2 separate regions of the Homo sapiens genome follow, and region 1 is linked to region 2. A link is a contact called in ENCODE Hi-C or POLR2A ChIA-PET data. All regions are on one chromosome and are shown on one strand. Each heading gives the region's core, a stretch centred on a gene start or an enhancer-like site at or near the end of the contact. The rest is flanking DNA. Distances are from core to core; before and after follow the strand shown.

Region 1 (4,882 bases), core at 1,654-4,153, 66 kb before region 2:
TGCCATTCTTTGATCAAGCTATTGTACTTTTAAATATGTCCACCTCTCCACACAAAATGTCCATTCTCTTCACCATACTTTAGATAACTAACTTCCATTCACCCTTCAAAATCCAGTTCAAATATCACCTGCTCAAGGAAGTCTGATTAGCATTCTCCTTAACCATGCACCAAGCGCTGAGCTCCGTGAGGGGAGGGACCAAGTGCCCTGGTATCCCCAGCAACTGAGAGTGTTTGGCACAGCAAGTGCTTAATAAATGTTTAATGGATGAATGAGTGAATGAATGAATGAACAAATGAAGAGCTGGAGGACTGCAAATCCTCCCAATTACCTAGTTGCCCTTTTGGAAAGCTCATCCTGCAAAGGTTAGGAGACTTCATGGCAGGTGATGGGCTCGAACCAAGCAGAGATGAGAGCATGAAGGGAAGAAGGCCTGAGTCCTGGAGAGTGCAGCAGAGGCATCGGTGGGTTCAGCATAGGAGGAAGAAAAAGAAAGGGGTACGAGGAGCTGCTGAAGAATAGCTGATCTTCATTACATGGAGAAAATCATATATGAAGGTCATTGTTTTAGCAGATTTTAAAAAATTAACTTGGAGACAGATGAAAGTGAGATCAAGGTACCACGGCAAGGGTGGAAGAGGCAGTGCCAGAGACAAACAGGGCCCACTCATCACTTCAGTGCACTCTGTTTATGGCACTTGCCCACCAGGAAGGCCTCATCAAGTTCTCAGGACACCTGTGTCTGCAGTACATTACTGAGTACAAAACAGTATTTATGGCTTCCAGGTTTGAATACAGACAACTACGTTTATTATGTTCTGTGTCTGTGTACTTGGAGTCAGGAACACTCTTAGAGAAGCAATTTGGGTTAACAGCTCAGAGTTACTCCAATAATCTCAAAGGATGGTGGGAAATTCACTAAATAAAAAACGTTTCACTCAAACAGGTCATACAGAACTTGGTGAGAAGTGGGTGAAGGATGTTAATGTGAAATCAACTAACAGTTTTATATGTGTGTTGGAGCTCCAAGTTCAAGTTGCTTAAATGTTTATGAGTATAAGGTTCCAGGCACTGGCGCTCTAGCAGAGGACGCAGTAGCTGCCTCCATCGGGCTCGGTGCAATGGGGAGAGAGGCAGGCACAGAGCGTATACCACCACGGCAGGCAGCAGGTGCTGCTAACACCTAGAAGAAAAGAGCAGCAAAGCTGTCTGAAAAGTTCAGGGGCCCAGCTGAGGCTCAGCAGGACTTGTCAGGTAGGAAAGAAGGAAAGAGAGTTGAGCCTGGGTGCAAGGCCAAGCAAGCCTGGAGGCTTGCTTTCCGGAAGATGTTTCCCTTAAGCAGTTAGAGCCACAATTTAAAAGGTAGATGGTGGTGTTGTTAAGGAATATGGGGAAATGGGAAGGAGGGGACTGTGTGGTGGTGAGACCAATACCAAAGGCACTCAATGTTTATTTCTAGGGAAATGAAAACAATTCAAAAGGCACTTGGAAATTATGTCTCTCACAGACTAGAAGGACAAAACACAGATTTCACTCTCCTGTTGCCCACACAGTGACAGACTGCCTACTCCCAGAAATTCAGAAATCAAGTTTTCTAAGTCATTAGATACTATTTAGATAACAGGAAAACAACCTAATAAACCTAAAAATCTGTCTATAACAGCTGTTATTCTATACTTTCTTGTAGGGCAGGATGAGGCAGAATTATTTGGTTGATAACTATTTTAAAGAGCCTATGAAACTCTAAAAGTCCTATCAACTTCTCCCCAAAGCACATGACCATATAACTTTCCCTTCTGATGTCATTTATTTGACTAATCAACTACAGAAAAATAACTTTTTAAAAATAATAAATGACATTCTGCCCCAGGATTTTTAAAAATGCTGTTAATAGTTCCAATAAGAAATATTTACAATTATGACTCATTTTTGAACAACAGGTAATTGTCTTACAGTCCTTCTGAAAATCAGCAGAATAATAACTAACTAAGGACAGCTTCTACATATGTACTGCAGCTACACCCTTAATAAAACCTGGTCACAAAACATAACAAAGCAAAAATGAAATTCAAAACAGGCTCCAGGCTGCTGCAAAGTACTGTTGACTAAAGAAGCCACAAGATGAACCTTTTACTCATTGAAGGAAGCAGATGTGTTTCCATGTATAATGTATATTTTTAAAAGCAATTATTTTATATATAGAATGTGATTTAATAAAAACCACCTTCTAACTGCAGACTTGTAAACAGGAACCACAAAGGGGTGTCTTTGCCAACATGCAAAGCCCTGTGCATAAATGCAAAGCCTGTCAACAAAAATGATGTGTTTCTTTTTCTATTCTCCTAAGCTTAAAAAAAACTGTAATTGAATGCAATGGTTAGCTGAAAGGGCACAGATAAAAACCATGTAAATTGTTAGCCATCTATTAGATATAAGCGTGTCATGCATAATACAAAAGGTGGTGTTTCCTATGGAAATCTATTTTGAGATGCTTCCGTTTAAAGGCAACTGAGAGGTCAAAATCAAGTTCTACTGAAAAGAATTAAGAGTCCAAGCAAATAATATAAAAATGGACCAAGGCATTTAGGAAAGAGAGGACCTGTGCTAAATCTTAATTCCAGACCAGCACAATGGTTCCAAATTCAGGCCAGTTATGAGCCATGAAGTCACTCAAGGAACCAGGCAGAAACCACTGGCCAGAAGAAATAGGCTGTCAAAGGCAGGCATGAGATGTGAAAGTGGGCATCCCGGGACCATTCCTGCCACGAAGCTGCATGCTCCTGCAGGCTTGCTTAACTGACTCAGTTCAGAACTGTATCGGCCAACAGCTGTGCCTGCACGGACTCCAGGCCAAGCTGAATCACATCTAATTACAGTTGCTGAGTTCATTCTCAGACAACATGATTAGAATGCTTTAAGAATTCGTGGTAAAGATGGCCGGGCCCAGTGGCTTATGCGTGTAATCCCAGCACTTTGGAAGGCTAAGGTGGGTGGATCATTTGAGCCCAGGAGTTTGAGACTAGCCTGGACAACATGGTGAAACCCTGTCAGTACTAAAAGTCCAAAAATAAGCTGGGTGTGGTGGCGCATGCCTGTAATCCCGGCTACTCAGGAGGCTGAGGCAGGAGAATTGCTTGAACCTGGGAGGTGGAGGTTGCAGTGAGCCACGATTGTACCACCACACTCCAGCCTGGGCTACAGAGTGAGACTCTGTCTCAAAAAAAACAAACAAAAAGAATTAATGGTAAAGATGTACCTCAATGAATATTCCATTTCATTGCCCAGTAATAAATTTCTAGCTTTTTACAACATAAATATTGACAAAGACATACATGACCACCTTATCTGAAAGCTGGATTGTATAATTTTATCTAGTGGAGAAAAACATACTCTTCTTCATTTCAATATGCTAAATGTTAATATGGCTCAATAACAGATGCTTTTGGTATCCACAACATACTCTAACATGTTTTATATCACTAAAAACTTCACTAACAACTTACTCATTTCAAGATATTCATAAAATAATCCCAGTTTGCCCATAGGCTGCAGATGGTAGTCCTGTTCCCATCGTGGGGTTATCTTTTCTGATCCAGAAACTCTGTGAAATCGCCCAATTAGATTCATGATCCAGCTGCCAAAAAGAACAATTTATAAATTAGAACGAATATTATCAGGCCAAGGTCATAAAAATATTTTGCTGCTATCTCAAAGCTGCACAAGTAATCTTCCCAATAAACTATTTTTTTGTTTGCATGCTAAATTTGTTTTTATTTCTGCCTCCTTATTCCAAAATATTTTGAAAAATAGGACTACACACCAGGGTTTACCAAAGCTGCAGCTGCTACTATTTTTTTCTCCTACTTTTTCCCTATGGGCAGCTTAATTTTTAAAAGGCATGTTCCTTTATTTGATTAACTTCAGTTGTTTGTTTTTTCATTTCCCCCTTATCATTCAAAATAGTCTTGCCAGTATGAAAATCAACAGAGAAAACAAGGTAGAGTATGTGAGCTGGTGGTAAGTGCTGTGGAGAAAACTAAGCAGGGCAGGGAGTGCTTGCATTTGTGTCTAGGGAGGTGGCCAGTGAAGGTCTCCTTCAGAATGATGTTGAATAAGGATGTGAAGGAGACAAAGGAGTGGGAAACCTGGGGGAAGAAGTCCCAGGCAGAGGGAACGGTGATGACAGAGACCCTGAGGCAGGAGCAGGTCTCCATGGTTCACAGACAGCACGCAGGGTAGGAATAAGAGACCACTGTCAGGATCTGGGCATTTTTTTCCTCGGAGGGAAATGAGGAGCCATTGGAGGGCACCAAGTAGGAAAGTGACATAATCTGACTTTAGATAAAATAGGTCCAATTCCTATTTTAAGCTGAATCATTTAAGGACCAGAGGAGTGAAACGCCTCCTCCAGGTCATAGTGCAGAGCTAGGAGAAAACAGCCTGGACTGCGTCCCAGCGCTCTGTCCACCCGTGGATACTGCCCCGCTGAGCTACCCACTGTCTCTTTTTTATGTCATGTTTTTTTCCCTATCTCAGAATCCTTGTGGCTAAGTGCTTCCCCCCTTTTTATGGCAATTTGTCTGGAAAAGAAATCTGAGTTGGCAGTAAAATGAGGTGTGCACCTGTGGCATAGAGAACTGTTGTCCCCTCAAGCAACTGCCAGCTTGTGGTTTACCTGTGGAGTCATCAGAAGAGGCATAACAACAACTCCAAATACAGATCTAACATCTGGATACACTGGCTGATTAAACATGTGGGTGTGGACTTCAAACTCTGACAATGAGAAGGCATCGCATGATGGTTAAGGACAGTTATTGCAAGAAAACCAGGCAGACCCTCATCCTCTCCATCACATGTGCACACGTGCACACCCAGCCAGCAT
Region 2 (5,005 bases), core at 1,121-3,620:
ACAGAGGTTAAGAACACAAGCTCTGCTATGGTTTAAATATGTCCCCCAAAAATCATGTTAGAAACTTAATCCCCAATGCAACAGTGTTGAGAGGTGGGGCCTACTGAAGGGTAATCAGGCCACAAGGGCAGACTTAACAAATTAATGACATTATCACAGGAGGGAGTTTATTAGCATGGAATGAGCTCCTTATAAAAGTTTGGCCCCCTTTTGTTTCTAACCCCCCCGCCCCATTTTTGTTTCTCCCTACCACCTCTCTCTCCCCCACCACCGTGGGGGTGACACTGCAACAAAGTCCTCACCAGATGCCAGCCCCCTTGATCTCAGACTTCCCAGCCTACAGAACTGTGAGCCAATCAATTTCTGTTCTTTATAAATTAGTCTGTGGAATTCTGTTACAGCAGCACAAAATGGACCAGAATGAGCTCTGTAACCACACTTCCTGGGTTCAAAATCTGATTTATTATTCATCAACTCTATGACCCATGACAAGAAAATTAAACTCTCCATGCCTCATTTTTCTTCATCTGTAGAACTAAGAAAACCCACTTGTTTCCTTTTTAGGGTCTTGTGAAGATATGATTTAAACTACATAAAGCACATGAAGTAGAATTTTCATTTCCAATAGTGACAAAAGGTAACTTGGGGCAAGCCTTACACTGAAGACAGCTGAAAACGCTGGGTGGAATATTTAGCACAGCAGTTAACAAGACAGAGAGGAACTGCTAGGTCCAGGTCGAGATCATCTAGTGGGTCTGGCAGTCAGACACTTTACCCAGGGAACAATACTCATGATCTGCCCACTCTAAAGGGACAGAGTGGGGATGAGTTGCTGTGCTATGCACAGGGCCTAGAACATAAAAAAAATCCCATAAACTAGAAGTAGGTGAAGCTGCAGGAAAAAGACCAAAGGTCAAAAAGTAAAAGAATATACCTGGTATTTGGCTACATTTGAGTCCAAGTGGAATCCCTGATGTATTGTGTTGAAGTATCAGAAAAAGGATATTGCTTTGTTTTTATATCTTTAATAAATGGTTGTACAGTACTTAAAACATGCCAGACACTGTTCTAAGAGCTGTTCAGATATAGTACATTTAACTATTGGCTGCAATTTGAACATACAATAGAGTAGCAGAGGAAACCAGCAAGTGGTATAACTTCCCTAAACACAAGCAAATGGCCTAGAAATGCCCCACTCAGATAGGGGTAAGGAGAGTTTGAGGTATAGCTTTCCTACTCCGCTCCCCAAAAGTGACTGTTCCCTCTGGGTGTCCCCTTCCCCACCAGCTCCGCAATTCATCCTGAGAAGTTCTTCAGCACTTTCCACCCCTGACCCACCATATTCCCAACTTGAACTTGAAAGTTGACTCAGATTCATTCTACTTCTTATCTAAGCAGTACTCCTTCCCTCTAAATCCTAATCCTCTCATTTTGATTCTTACATAGGAGCCCAGTCCTTATTTCTGACTGATTACCTCTTTATTATTGGGTAAAGCATTTTGATCCCACAGACAGCATTCACCAGTATATGCCCGACATGGTTTCGATTTGTGTCTTTGCCCAAATGTCATGTCGAACTGTAATCTCCAATGTTAGGGGAGGGGCCTGATGGGGGTGATTTAATCATGGGGGCGGATTTCCCCCCTTGCTGTTCTTGTGATAGTGAGTTCTCACGAGATCTGGTTGTTTAAAAGTTTGTAGCATCTCCCCTTTGCTCTTGTCCTCCGACTCCAGATATGTAAGATGTGCCTTCTTCCTCTGCCATGATTGGAAGTTTCCTGAGGCCTCCTGTACAGCCTGCAGAACTGTGAGCCATTTAAACCTCGTCTTTATAAATTACCCAGTCTCGGGTAGTTCTTTATAGCAATGTGACAACTAATACAATGCCTAACACATATTTGTTGAAAGAATATACTCAACAAGCATTAGTTCATTTACAAACATTTCTTGAGTGCCTTTTATTTTGCAGGCATCCTGCAAAGTACTGGAGACTGAAAGAATTTAAAATAGTCTGCTACAGAGGAAATATAGAGAAACTTAGCATCCAGTGACCTAAGACTTTCTCCTGATACAGAATGACTGAAACGTTTATTCATGTGCTTTCTGGCACTGTAATGGACATCTGTCATTCTTTATGGACACCCATTTTAAACTCCTACAAGAGCCCACATCCATTATAGCAGATAAAAACACAGACACTCCTTTTCGTGGTCTCCCATGAAATTCAGCTACTGGCACTCGAGCTAGGCCCCGCCAACCAGACTACCTGGCTCCAGGCTCCAAATTGAATGCTAGTGATGCAAAGCCAGGCCAAGCAGAATACATTCTGGGGTGGCTGAGAGAGCAAATGCCAGTTCCAGAGATGGTAGAGGTTACGGCAGGAGCTGTCCATAGCTACTGCTAGTCAGTGGTGCCAGCGGTGCTGGCAGCAGCCCTGTGCTCAGGACAGCAACTGTGCTTTTTCTCCTGTGGCAGGATTTAAGGTACTGCTTCTGGCTGCCTATCTCTAACCTTATTTATCTAACCCATCAGGAGAATTTGTGAGTTCTCTAACATTTTTCTGATAAACTCCTGATCTGCTTAAATTACAGCTCATTTATGATACTGGTAAGTAAGAATCCTGACTAACAGAGTGGTTGCAAACTAGGGAAAACGTGTTAGACCAAAACCTAAAACATGGTACAGTAGAGGGATGGAGTATTCTGAAAGGACCAGACACTGTGACATTCTTTCCTTCAGGGGAGATGACTCACCCTGAGGCTGTACAAAGGGCAACCCAGATGGTCTCACTAGCAGGTCATAGCAGGATCCATGCCTGTGTCTTTGGTATCCTCTAAAATTCAGTCATGAATTTCAGTTAGCATGTGAAAGCTCAGGCCCAAGAATTTTAGCTCTTGGAGACAAATGTCTTCATTAGAAGAGTAGGAGAATCAGTCAGAAGAGGGTCTTCTCCAGTGGCTTGATGAGTGTTTTAACAATAAGTGCTGGTAGGGAAAAAAATCATGTAACTCTGTTCAATGGCCTTATTACAAATTCATGGTTCCCATCACAGTTGGGCTGTCTCCTTCCTGGCCCCTAGCTATCCACTAGGGAGCTGTTCCAAACTTTTAAGGTGCTCCTTACGCTCATTACCTAACTTCCAGCCCAGCATGCTCGCAAGTGACCTCACCTCCTTCCTTACAGAGAAAAGGGCAGCCACTCACTGGAAATTCCTGCCAGTCTCTTTCTTTCTACCTATCAGTAGTTGGGCACCACCTCTCTTCTTGGTGTCAGAAGTCTATCCTTTCATCTCTCTTCTTGAGCTTACTTGGGCAATACCTCCCATTTTTCTCTTCATTGCTCTTACTCCTCTGCCAAAAAACACCTTAAATGTTTCCCAATGTTAAGAATATTAAATCCTCCCATGGCCCTGCCTACTGTTCAATTACTGCCCTTACTTCAGTGGTGTCTTTTAATCTTGATATCATTAACACTTAAAACAAGCCTATAACAGAGTAAGCACACAATAAATGTCTGATGAATGAATAAACTGAGTGAATAGTGGATCGATGACTGCCTGTTAAGCCGGAATGAACTAAGGAGTGTAAATGGCTGCAGTGCAGCAACTGCAGCCCCCCAAATTTTCTGAGCCCCCCAAATTTTCCATGTACTTTTACTTATGGCTATTACAGGACATGGTGTAGAAAGAGAGATGCAGTTTAATTCTGAAGTACACCAACACCAGATAGAGAGCATAGGGGCATCCACAGCATGAAGTGATTCCTGGACGCTTCAGAATTTGAATTACCAGATGACAAAAGGAATGAGGCTTAGACAGCCCAGAATGAGCCAGCCCCACACGAGGGCAGTTCTGTCAAACATACCAAACACAAAATATTTCTGTCTTGGTTGTATCAGCTGTATCAGCTATGAATGCAACATGCTGAATAGTGCAAGTCAGACATGTACCTTCTTGATGGAGTTTCTAAACTGAGGCTACAACTCATCACCTTCAAGGGACTCTCTCTTCTCGGATTTTGTTCCAACAAACAGCCCCTGTAGCTCTTGCAGTTTTGGTTTTCCTGTTACTCCTGGGCATAGTGGCTAGATTCAGAGTCAAAATGGAAATCCTGACTCTGCCATTTACTAGCTCTGTGATGTTTGGGCAAATAATCAACTCTATAATCATCAGCAGTTTCATCTAAAAGATAGAGGGAAAAAACAGCTTCATTTTGGGATTGTTTTAAGGATTAAGCATGATCATGGGCATAAAGCACTCGGCATGATGCTTGGCATATGATAAGCGCTGTAGATATGTCAGCCATCACCATTACCTTCTCTCTGCCTTTTAACATGCTCGACTTCCCTTATTCCTTAAAAAAAAAGAAATTCTCTCTGTTCTGCAGGGCTTAGAGGCTCATCTCTGTTTTAAATACCAAATATCTGACAAAACAGGCAACCCCACTCACTCTGCCTCTACACCATGCACCCAATGACCCTTCGTCCCTGCAGTGGGACACCAGTACGTCATTTTACAGGAACACTATGAGAGTCACCTAGACTCCCCCTTGACTCTTCTACACCACTTGGCTATCCTGATCTTCAGGCTACCTTCTTTGATATCTGATGGATATCTATCTTTTCCTTCTCTGAAGGATGTGAACATATCTTTTTGTCTCTTCTCTTTTGCCTCATGTCTATTATAAGGTAGGTCACTGATGAGAATGTATAGCACATATGAATATCATAGACGCAGAAAACACTAGAAATACTTCCCTTCAATCTCATTTTAAGAGCTTGATAATATTCTCTCAGAGAGATGTACCATTATTTATTTAACCAATTTCAAATGGCTGGATATTTAGGTGGTTTCTACCTTTTTGCTATTATGAAAAATCTTGTGCATCCATTATTGTTTCCTCAGGATAAGGTCCTAAAAGTAAAATTGTTAAAGAGTGTATTCAATTTTAAGTTCTTTAATATGTATTGCTGTACTGCCCTCCAGAAAGGTTGTACTAATTTATTC

Evidence for each region. A loop is a pair of places that touch in the nucleus more often than their neighbours do. ChIA-PET counts read pairs that join two places held with the same protein, here RNA polymerase II (POLR2A). Pooled maps may share reads with other maps.
Region 1: a loop to region 2 is called in a map of mammary epithelial cell, with 4 times the contacts of the local background. The contact joins two enhancer-like sites. A Hi-C loop is called at or near these places in 2 of 168 maps with a recorded cell type or tissue (gastrocnemius medialis and mammary epithelial cell) and 2 of 50 pooled maps. POLR2A ChIA-PET finds 5 or more read pairs at or near these places in 1 of 52 experiments (activated CD4-positive, alpha-beta T cell).

What each region holds. Positions count from the first base shown.
Region 1 is chr12:45,408,109-45,412,990 of GRCh38, reverse strand. It overlaps ANO6 (anoctamin 6), which reads right to left. Exons shown (of 20, transcript NM_001025356.3): 16 at 3,504-3,634. All of the region lies in intron 5 of LOC105369743 (a long non-coding RNA gene), which reads left to right. Among named protein-coding and RNA genes, the nearest start is that of ANO6, 190 kb to the right of the region's middle. Within about 2 kb of position 2,903, at least 5 of the 41 ENCODE cell types and tissues checked have a DNase peak (open chromatin) inside an H3K27ac peak, as active enhancers do.
Region 2 is chr12:45,341,211-45,346,215 of GRCh38, reverse strand. All of the region lies in intron 3 of ANO6 (anoctamin 6), which reads right to left. Among named protein-coding and RNA genes, the nearest start is that of ANO6, 130 kb to the right of the region's middle. Within about 2 kb of position 2,370, at least 2 of the 41 ENCODE cell types and tissues checked have a DNase peak (open chromatin) inside an H3K27ac peak, as active enhancers do.